Regions from separate parts of the Mus musculus genome. Here region 2 is linked to region 1. The links are chromatin loops, found by intact Hi-C in ENCODE. Cell type or tissue: heart. All regions are shown on one strand. Each heading gives the region's core, and the rest is flanking DNA. Links, peaks and the distances in the headings are about the cores only.

Region 1 (5,551 bases), core at 299-5,298:
TCTTGTCACTTGCAGGCTAGTCTGCTATCAGTTTAGTCTACTGGAATGGCCTGCGTTGACTGTGACTCTGCACTGTAATCTGTCTTCCTGAAGAAGAGACAAAAAGGTCATCAGGCTGTGTGGAAAACACCCGCTGAGGCATCTCATCCCACTCACGTGTCTGAAAATAACAGCAGCCACAGGCTGGAAAGTGGTGGCACATGCCTTCAATCCTAGCACTCCAGAAGGAGGGGCTGAGTTTGAGGTCAGCCTGGTCTACAGGGTGACAGCCAGGGCTACACTGAGCCAGGGCTACACAGACTGTCTTGAAAAAACAAAACAAAACAAAATAACAGCAGCCACAATTCAACTCTCATTATCACCACCACTACCACAACAATAGTTGATATTTACTGGGTGCTTGCTGTATGCTATTTTAAATGATTTTTATGAGTGAATGTGATCATTTGATAATCCTGTCAAGCAGGCCAAACTTTTTAGGTAAAGGCTTAATTTACATATAATAAGTAGCTAGACCTTGTATTTTCAGTTCTGAGGCTCAAACCCAGGGTCATATGCTAAGCAAGTGCTCTACCATTGAGTCTCCTGAACCAGCCCTTGGCTTTTTGAGACAAGGTCTCATCCAGACTGACCTTAAGCTCATGACCTTCTGCCTCTGCTTCAGAAATGCTGGGCTTACAAATGTGTACTACACCTATAGATTTTTACCCACGCAAGCTTAACTTCACATTCTATACTCTGTTTAAATGTATTTTTACTTTTGAGAAAGCTCTTGTTAAGTTCTAGCTTGAGACTTGCTGTGGTAGGTCAGGTTTCCTCAAACTCACAGATGTCCCTTGCCTCTGCCTGCTGAGGGCTAGGATTGAAGGCCTGTGCCACCACTCCTGGCTATATGCTTTCTCTTGAAAAGTAGGACGCTGAAGAGAACAACCTGTACTTCTTTTCATTTTCATGTTACTGGATTGTCTCCAATAGGATGTTGCACTGACCAAAGATTCCATAAAAACCAGGATAGGCTTTAAAGAAAGGCTCTTAAAACAAACACACACGATAATATTTACTATTAGCACAAAGTAAAGTTACAATGTAATGCAGGAGTATAGTGGACATATTAATTCTTTCACTATTCACATATTGTCCTTACATTTCCCACTTGTTTGAGAAAGACCAATTTCTCCCGTTAGTTAGGTTAAATAACTTCTATTTAAATACAATGGTAAATTAGGTAACTTTTCTGTTTATCTTTTGAGAAAGAACCTGTAAAATTGGGTCTGATCATTAATGCAACCAATTGAAAGTTCGTTGCTCAAGTGTGTGTGTGTGTGTGTGTGTGTGTGTGTGTGTGTGTGTGCGCTGGCCAGTGAGCCCTAGGGAATAGCCTGTGCCCACATCCCCAGTGAGTCCCCATCGCCACCATTCTAACCCCACAACTCTTGACTTTTATGTGGAGGTTGAGAGATGATAAAGTCTTGCCAAGCATTTTTTTTTTTTTTTTTGGCAAGCACTTTCTAGAGTAAGCATTTCCTAGGCCTCCACTTGTTACTTTTTATTGAAATGAGGAATAAAAGACGTATGGGTTCTTTGTTCCTCTAAATTGGCTAAATACTCCAAGAAATCTTGTTTAAGATTTTTTTCAATCAAAATTTGAAAGAGAAATTTTTTTGGTGTAACTAGCATGTTTTTCATTCCAAAGGATTAAAATGAGAGAACATTTCAGCTAAAATCCTTATGTTTTTAAAGCAGTTAGTGGTTTATTAATAGGGCCTGAGTCTCTTGCATCTTTGATTCCCTTTGGACTCCTGGGTGTGAGTATTAAAGAGTGTCACATGAGCAGAGATCTACATGCATGAAAGCCTCATTAAATTTTTACTGGTAACGTGAGATGAGAAGGCTCTGTGCTGACCAGCTGTATTTTGAACTCAACTACAGACATTAATTATGTATACATGGAAAATTATTTAGAACAATTATAGGCTGTTAGACCTTTGCTTCCTGTTATAATTCTAGATAAATTAGAGCATGATTATAACCAATTATGTTGTTTCAGTTATCATTCCCAAGTGATCCAAGCCTTATTCTATGATCCCTGGTGGTAGACTGTTTCATAATTCTAGTAAGTTATGTGGTTTGCTCTTTATGAACTTCTGTGCACAGTACTAGGTAGAATAAAATGGAGACCCCTTTGAGGTGTCTTATAGGGCACTCTCTGAGTAGATCTAGCCAGTTGGGTTGCCTGGGTCAAAAGGACTGTTTCTTAAGCCAGGGACTGTTAACACTTTGGGAGCTGAAAGGGAATTAGAAGAAAAAAAGACACAACACGGGACTTCTCTTTTAATACAAAGGAATTATATGTTCTCATCTATCCTTCTAGAATTTGCTCGGATGATGGTGATGGGAAACCTTTTAAGAATCTCTTCTACTTTGAGAATTCAGACATTTACTCATTTTTCAGGCAGCATCTCTTGTAGCCCAGCTGGCTACGAACCGAGGATGACTCTCACCTTCTGATCCTTTCTCTGTGTTGGGATTACAGGAGTTAGCCACTGATCTGCAGAGAGAATTTCAAAGCCTTTGTAAGCAAAATTATAGCGACCGCTTTGATATTTACGTTCAGGTTACTTGACGTAAGTGGGAAAGAGAGAATGACGAAAACAAGATATATGCAATCTAGATGCTGAAGTGGACCACGATGTAAATTATTAGTTCTAAAGAACGCGGTCTGGAGGACCAAACGCCCCAGAGAAGACGGTGATGAAGACGGTGACAACGCACTCCCCGTCCTACAGCCCGCTCCGCTTTGGGAACCTGGCCTCCGCTGCGGCTGAGGGCGCCGGGTGATGACGTCACCGGGCCCCGGAGGCGATTGGCTCCCCGAGAGGGGCGTCGGCAATCAACGGGACCCAGAGCCCTCGCCGAAGTCCTCGCGATAGCCGCGGCCTCGGTGCGGGGATGGCCGCAGAGCCGGGTGGAGGTGCTCTGCGGCTCCGGGAGCCGGCTCTCGGGGCCGAGACATGGCCCGGGGCTCCGGCCAGCTAGGCGGGCCTCATCGGGACACCGTCACCATGCCCAAGAGAGGAAAGCGGCTCAAGTTCCGGGCCCACGACGCCTGCTCGGGCCGAGGTGGGCGAGGGGCGGGGCCGGGCTGGGCGGCCAAGGCGGGCTGGGCGGCCGGGGCGGGCGCGGCGGGACCCGGCGGGGAGCGGTGGCGGAGACTTTGCCTCGAGTCTGAGGAGGCCTTGGCGCTTTGCTCTGTTTCAGTGACCGTGGCGGACTATGCCAACTCGGATCCGGCGGTGGTGAGGTCTGGACGGGTCAAGAAAGCCGTGGCCAACGCTATTCAGCAGGAAGGTAGGCTTTCGTGGGTCTTTTTAGGCCCAAGCTTTTAAGAGACAGCATTGGGTGTTGTATTTACCTGGAATTGCGTCCCGGTGTTTTTTCTACTGACCTTTGGGTCATGAACGTGTTTGCTCTTCCCACTGTTTACTTTCTCGTTTCGTATCCTGGATGGGATGGGTGTGTGTAGCCAGGATCAGCAGGTTCCGGAGCCGAAATGGTTTTGTTTCCTCTTTGAGTTAAAACCAACTTTGTGACCAGCTGCGGTGGGCATTCCTTTAATCTCAGCATTGGGGAGGCAGAGACAGGTGGATCTCTGTGAGTTTAAGGCTAGCCTGGTTTACCTAGCAAGTGTGAGGTCCTGTCTCAGAAGAACCACCAAACCAAAACAAGAACAAAATCCCACACAACTTTTTGTACTCGTTAATTTCCACTGCCACTCCTTGATACCAGTCCCCCCCCCCTTTTTTTTTTTGGTAGTTTGTGCATATTTTACCATGCAGTTGACTTCCATTTCTTTGGCATATTGGGTTTTTTGTTTTTTTTTTTGTTATGTTTGTCTTGCTTTCAAGATTTTTGCAGATGGGACCAAGTGCGTTTCATTCTCTCCTTGTTTCCTCCTAGTAAAATCTCTTTGTGGCTTGGAAGCGTCCCAGGTTCCTGCCGAGGAGGCTCTTTCCGGGGTGGGTGAGCCATGTGACATCCTGGACAGCAGTGATGAGATGGATGCCCAGGAAGAAAGCACTCAGGAAAGATCAGTCTCCAGAAAAAAGAAGAGCAAGAGACATAAAGGTACGGGTTGCTTTCCTGAGCACTGAGCTCTGTCTGTGGTGATGGATGCTGTCGCTCTTCAATGTGAGGGGAGATCTACAAGGAACTAGTGATTGTCGGTGATAACCTTTTTTTTTTTTTTTTAAAGATTTATTTAGTCTGTGTGAGTACACCATTGCTGTCTTCAGACACACCAGAAGAGGTCATCAGATCCCATTACAGATGATTGTGAGCCACCATGTGGTTGCTGGGAATTGAACTCAGGACCTCTGGAAGAGCAATCAGTGCTCTTAATTGCTGAGCTTTCTCTCCAGCCCCATAACCTTCTTTTCCATGATACAAAAATTAACAGCAACATTAGTTACACTTTTTAAAATTCTGTTAGGGATGTATACATACATATTATATGTGTGTGCGTGTGTGTACACATTTTCCAGAAAATTTCCGACTTAACGTTTTAAGTTTTGTTTATTTACTTTTTTTTTTTTTTTTTGAGGAACTGAATATGAGTGTCTGCATGTATGTGTGTGCTTCACTTGTATGCCTGGCACCCTCAGGTCAGAAGGGGTCGTTAGATCTGTCACTGGAGCTGTGAGTTGGATGGTTGGATGGATGGTTGTGAACTCTGATTTGGGTTCTGAGACCCACCACACCCAGGTCTTTTGCAAGGGCAACAACTTCTAAACCATCTTGGCTTTTCAAGACAATATTCTCTTCTCTTCGCTTCTTTTCTTTCCTTCTCCTTTCTTTTCTTTCTTTCTTCTTTTTTTTTTTTTTTTTCCTTGAGATAGGGTTTCTTCATGTAACAGCCCTGGCTATCCTGGAACTGCTTTGTAGACCAGTCTGGTTTGTAGGTCTCAAATCCACGGAGATATGCCTGCCTTTGCCTCCCAGATGCTGGGTCTTAAGATATAACGTACTTTTTCTGGTCTAATTTCTTTCATATGGCTTAAAAGTATTTAAGGTTCATCCATATGGCATGTGTACCAGCTTTTATTGCCTTTTACTTGACTACTTTGTGTTATGACTTCAGGGATAAGTCTTGCCTGGGTAAATGCTTTCATTTCTAGTAGGTAATGAGTGCATGAAATTTCTGGATTGTATGGCAATCTGTGTGTAAGTTTTTGAGGAATCAGTGAAGTGGCTGTGCCATTTGGTGTTTCTAACAGTAGCATAGGAACATTTTTCCCTCCGAGACAGGGTTTCTCTGTGTAGCCCTGGTTGTGCTAGAACTGACCAGGCTGGCCTTGAACTCAGGGATCTGCCTGCCTCTGCCTCCTGAGTTCTAGGATTAAAGGAGTGTGTCACTATGCCTGGCTTTTCTTTGCTTCTTCATTTTAAATTAAAATATTGCATTATAAGACTCCCTTCACATAGTCAGGATCTAATCACTTACTAGACAAGTGATTTGTGGCATGTACACTCTTGAACATCATTTCTCTTTTAT
Region 2 (5,551 bases), core at 313-5,312, 93 kb before region 1:
GTAAAGAGCAAAATATTAAAAACTAAAGAACTGATTTTGAACATGTGCAGATTTTTATCATTTTTCCTAGTGAATACTATCTTAGCGTTATTACGCTGTGATAAAACATCGTGACCAAAAAGCAACCTGGGAGGAAAGGGTTATTTGTCTTACATATCCTGAGTCACAGTCTAGTGACTGGAACAGAGATGGGAACTAATATTCCAGGAGATAAGGTAGGGATGATGCTACAGGGTCAGGGTAGCTTACTGACTTGCTCCTCATGGCTTGCTCAATTTCCTTCTCTCTCTCTCTTGCTCAATTTCCTTTTCTTTCTTTTCTTCCTTCCTTCCTTTCTACTTTCTTTTCTTTGTTTTGATTTTGGTTTTTTTCTTTTTGAGACAGGGTTTCTCTGTGTAGTCCTGGCTGTCCTGGAACTTACTCTGTAGACCAGGCTGGCTTGGAACAGAGATCTGATTCCCTTTGCCTTCCAAGAGCTGGGGCTAAAGGTGTGCATCACCACCAATCAGCTAGCTCAGTCTACTTTCTTACAGAGGCCTGCAGTCCATGAATGGCACAGTGAGAGAAGCCCCTCCCGACCAATCACTAATTTAAAAAATGCCCTACCAGCTTAACTGCTTGCAGCCCAATCTTCTGCAGGCATTATCTTAATCAAGGCTCTCTCCTCTCAGATGACCATAGCTTTTGTCACAGATATAAAACTAGCCAACACAAATACAGTAAATAACTGTACTGTTTTAGATGTGATAAGTAATCCAGAACTTGTCTTGATAGGGTATGTAAGTGGTATATGCAAATACTATGCATTTAACTCTACATGACTTCAGAGCCAGGTGTGGTGGTATATGCAAGCCAAGCATTCAGGAGACAAAGGTAGATTTCTGCAAGTTGGAGCTCACCCTGGTCTACATAATGAGCTCCAGGCCAGCCAGGGCTCCATAAAGAGACTTTTGTTTCAAAGAAACAAAGTAAACAAAGAAGACCAGCACACTCAGATTTTGGTATCTATGTTTTGTTTTGTTTTTGTTTTTGTTTTTTTTTTTTGAGACAAGGTTTCTCTGGGTAGCCCCAGCTATCCTGAATCTTACTCTGTAGACTGGGCTGGCCTTGAACTCACAGAGATCCACCTGCCTCAGATTCTCCCTGGGATTTTCCTCCTCAGAACACTTTCTAGGGGATGCAATGAAGGTGCTTATGAAAACTGTCCTTTGAGGATGCAAAACTTTCTAAAATGAACCAAAGAAAAAAGAAACTATTCATCTAAAGTCTACAATCCTAATTTCCTAAGATTAAAACTGAGATTCTACATTGTCATCTTTTGTTCAGTAGCTCCTTCAAAAGGACTCTGGACACTCCCCCCCCCCCCCAAACTCTGCAACATGTATTTAACCAAAAACTGAGACAACTTGCTAAAGTAAATGCTTTTTGTTTTTAAAAGGTTTGCTTAAGCTAACATAGTTTCAAACTATGAGATGCAAGAAACTGGGGATTTGCTGAATTCTCAGGAGCTGAAGATTATGAAGATTTCCTAGTGTTCTAGCACAAGGCCCAGCCTGTGATTAAACTTTAAGATTTGTTTCATAAATGACAGTAACCTCAGGGCTGCAACTTTCCTCCTAGCACAAAGCCTGACCATATATTCACCATTCAAAAACTACACATTCTAGAACAGCTAATATGTAAATAGAGGGGTTCCATTCTAAATCATTCTAGAAGGAAGAAAAAAGGCAATGAGAGAGAGAGAGAGAGAGAGAGAGAGAGAGAGAGAGAGAGAGAGAGAGAGAGAGAGAGAAAGGAGTTCTCCCCTAAGAACACCAAGCTTACCATCAAGTATTAGGGAGACCTAGGTAGGCAAGGAGTTAGATATGCGGTAATCATGGAAGCTGCAACAGTATCTTGGTAGCTGTGTCTCCCGGTTAAGCAGGGACTACACTAAGGTTCCCATGGTCAAAATCTGTAAAACTGTATTTGGGATGTTCCACCAAGGCAAACGATACTTAACAAATTGCCAAAACCGCGTTAAAGGGTCTGCATTCTCAAAAGGCACTGGCTTCATTACAATGTGTTGGAGTTTCCAAATCTCCCACCCCATACCTTGCTTTTTTTTTTTTTTTTCAAGATTGCTGGGGATAAATGCCTTACAAGAGGAGGTGAAGACCACTATAATTTGGGAGGGAAAGGGAATTATCTTACCTTCATGCATGAATATACCTTACACCTCACTAATATTCTTAAGAAACTTCTTTAAAACCCCAATGCGCTACTGCCTACCTTCGGAGGAAGCCCACTCCAATCTTTGGAGTGTGTAGCTTTACTAAATAAACGTCCCCTTACTGTTTCTCAGCTGAATTCTTTCCTCCCAGGTTAAACCTTCTCCCGGGGCAGGCGGCAGCTGCTCCGGAGAAGCCGAGAAGGCAGCGCTATGCCTGCAGCGCCCCAGCTCATCTCCTACCGACCCGGGCTGGGGGGGGTACCCGGGTTGGGGGAAGGCCGCGCCCCCGGCTGAGGGCAGAGGGAAAGGCCGTGTGTCAGGGCCGCGCTCACTCACCAGGGCTCCTGGGCCGTCCGAGCCGAGGTGCTAGGCGCCGGGCTCCCAGGCGGCTGAGCAGCCGGAGCGCCGCCGCTGCCGCCCGGACCAGCCGCTGCGGAGCAGTCTCCGTGGTAAACTCCAGTCTCGGAGTACGGCGACCGCGCGGCATGATGACGTCACGCCACGGGAGGGGCGGGCCTCTCCTGGGTTACGTCACCTTAGGAGGCCGAGCCAAGAAGTCCTGCTTACCTGAGAGCTCAGAAAAAGAGACCTGAGAGTGGGTAGACGGGTGGGTGGGGAGTGCCGCGTGTGACAGTGCGCTGGAGGCCAGAAGGACCCAAGACTGGCGGTCCCCACGCGGTATGGCAGGCGCTAGGCTGCGTTCCTGCCACACTCGGGAGACCCACGGGGTTTCAGAGTTCTCTAGGTCGGTTTCTGAAGAATCAGGCTCCGCTTCACCATAGGGAGGACTTTCCCATCCCGGATAACCACAGGGTCCTAAATGTGCCTGTCACCATGAGGCGATTGCTTCCTTCACTCCAAGGAAAAGGAACTTGTGGATTGACTGAGCCACCAGAAATGGGTCGCAGTAGGGGAAACTGCAAAGACCCTTCTCAAAGAAGACGCCACAGCCATCTCCTCTCCTCTGACTCACCATGGTCGTTCATTAGTGCTGCGGTTCTTAGGACGTTTGCTTTTCGTTGATTTTGACTTTTTGCCTTTGGCTGAGAAGGGAAAGATGTTTCTTGTTCCAGTATAGATGAATGACTAATTGGATTATCCAGTTTTCCTTTGCACGGCGTTTGGTTCTTAGGGATAGTAAAGTGTAGTCAAGAGGGCAGCGTCTTCGTTTTACATAGTGTTTTCTTCGTGTCATAGCTTCTTGATCCCAAACTGTTCCTGACATTTAAATATGGTGGACAGAGTGCAGAATTGATAGAAAATGTTGAGGGCACTCTGGAAATAGTTGTTAAAATGATCAATGTAGATCTATTTTGTCTAGGTTTTGTAGTGTAGTCATCAGACTTCAGGGCAGGAATGCTTCCCCACCAAATCTGGACCCAGAACTACTACAGCAGATGAACTTAAGGTAGCTAGAACAGAAGCTAACGATCTTGGGCACCAGGCACATACATGGTGCTCATGTATACATGTAGGCAAACCATTTATGCACATAAAATCTTAAAATTACAAAACATATCTACTGGTTCTCCTGGTCTTCTCTGGCTACTTCTGCTTTTATATATGCATTTCCCCTAGTAACATCTTTGCCCTTTTTCTTTCATCTAGGCAAATGCTTTCCTGATGAGCAGAAAAACACACAAATTCTTTAAGAATTTCTGTGAGAGCTAGACATTACACGTGCATACCCACACTTGGGAGACTAAAGCAGGAGAGAACAAATTCAAGGGGAGAAAACAATAACAACTAAAGCTGAAAATGTGGCTGGCATGTGAAAGGCCCAAGACAGGTGAAGGTCAGAGGGTTGAGAGTTTCTTTGTTTTTGTTTTTAAGATTTTATTTATTTTATGTATATGAGTACATCTTTTAAGCAAGTAAATATGAATTAGTGTGGTTTGAAACCAAGAAAGGTTAAAGTGTACTTGCACACGTATGGATATTCTTGGAGCCATAAGAGAGAAAAATGGCCTAAAGAGGAGGTTGTGTGCATTCCAGGGGTGAGATGAGGGAAGGAAGGAGAAAATAGGACAGCGAGGAGGCACAGACAGGAAGGCAGACAGAAAAGTATCAAGGAAAACTTGGAGAAAGTTGCTACATAGATGTATTGGATAACAACCAGATCCAAGTGGAAAGATACAATATGTAAAAACAGTTTTGTGGCCAGGCATACTAACTAAGGTTTGTATTTCCAGCATTCAAGAAGCAGAAGGATGCGATTTGAGGCAAACCTGGACCTATTTAATGAGCAACAGACCAGCCAGACCCAGTTGTAAAATGTCAACAGTAAAAAGCTCTTTTCTCAGTGTTAACTGTGGAAAAAAAAGGGAGGGGGGAGCTATTAGTTCGTTGTTGTGTGGTGGAAGGTTTTCACCAGTTAGTGGTGGTGCATACCTTTAATTCCAGAGGCAGAAACAGGCAGATAGCTGAGTTTGAGGCCAGCCTGGTCTACAGAGTGAGTTCCAGGATAGCCAGGGCTACATAGAGAAACCCTACTTCAAACAAGAAGAAAGAACAAAAGAGAGGGGGAGGAGGGGAAAGGAAGGGGAAAGGAAAGGGAAAGGAAAGGGAAAAAGGGGAGGGAAGGGAAAAAGGGAAGGGAAGGGAAAAAGGGAAGGGAAGGGGAAAAGGGAAGGGAAGGGAAAAAGGGAAGGGAAGGGGAAAAGGGAAGGGAAGGGAAGGAAAAAAGGAAAGAATTTGAGGGTACTTGATCCTCCCAGGTGACTGGGCTGTACATTCGAAAGACCTTTGTCAGTAGCTTATCCAAGATAGAATGACAATTACCAAGAAAACTGACAAGCAGGCTGGGGAAAAATGCTCGGGCCACCAGAGCTACACAGAGCTTGGTTTTTGGTTTTGTTTTTTGTTTTTTTTTGGGGGGGGGTTGTTTGTTTCTTGTTTTTTAAAAAAATCCTAATGTTGTAGCGAAAGAGAATGCTCATGGTGATTAGGGTGGGAGAGACCTTTGTCTCAAAAAAAATACATACAGAGGAAAAAAGATTTTATTTATTTTATGTATGTATATGAGTACACTGTAGCTGTACAGAGGGTTGTGAGCCTTCATGTGGTTGTTGGGAAATGAATTTTTTAGGACCTCTGCTCGCTCAAATTGGTCCCTCTCGCTCCAGTCAACTCCCTCAGTCCCTGCTCTCTCTGGCCCAAAGATTTATTTATTATTATAAATAAGTACACTGTAGCTGTCTTCAGATGCACCAGAAGAGGACATCAGATTTCATTATGGGTGGTTGTGAGCCACCATGTGGTTGCTGGGATTTGAACTCAGGACCTTCAGAAGAGCAGTTAGTGCTCTTACCCGCTGAGCCATCTCGCCAGCCCTTCTTT

The links. A loop is a pair of places that touch in the nucleus more often than their neighbours do. Peaks named below come from ENCODE experiments on the same cell type or tissue, not always from the same donor. Only the 100,000 strongest peaks of a DNase experiment are listed, where the experiment ranks them.
Region 2: it touches region 1 in a loop (8-fold over the local background); 22 of 42 quality-filtered maps call a loop at or near these places.

The regions. Positions count from the first base shown.
Region 1 is chr1:134,359,331-134,364,881 of GRCm38, reverse strand. Tmem183a (transmembrane protein 183A) reads left to right here and starts at 2,883. Exons shown (of 8, transcript NM_020588.2): 1 at 2,883-3,120; 2 at 3,259-3,348; 3 at 3,958-4,125. The coding sequence starts at 3,012. In heart, for the core only: no CTCF peak of the experiment used is centred there; a DNase peak (open chromatin) is centred at 2,861; H3K4me3 peaks cover 2,103 bases; H3K27ac peaks cover 1,718 bases.
Region 2 is chr1:134,452,663-134,458,213 of GRCm38, reverse strand. It overlaps Klhl12 (kelch-like 12), which reads right to left and starts at 2,683. Exons shown (of 12, transcript NM_001311136.1): 1 at 2,549-2,683. In heart, for the core only: a CTCF peak has its summit at 2,877; a DNase peak (open chromatin) is centred at 2,703; H3K4me3 peaks cover 2,176 bases; H3K27ac peaks cover 1,127 bases.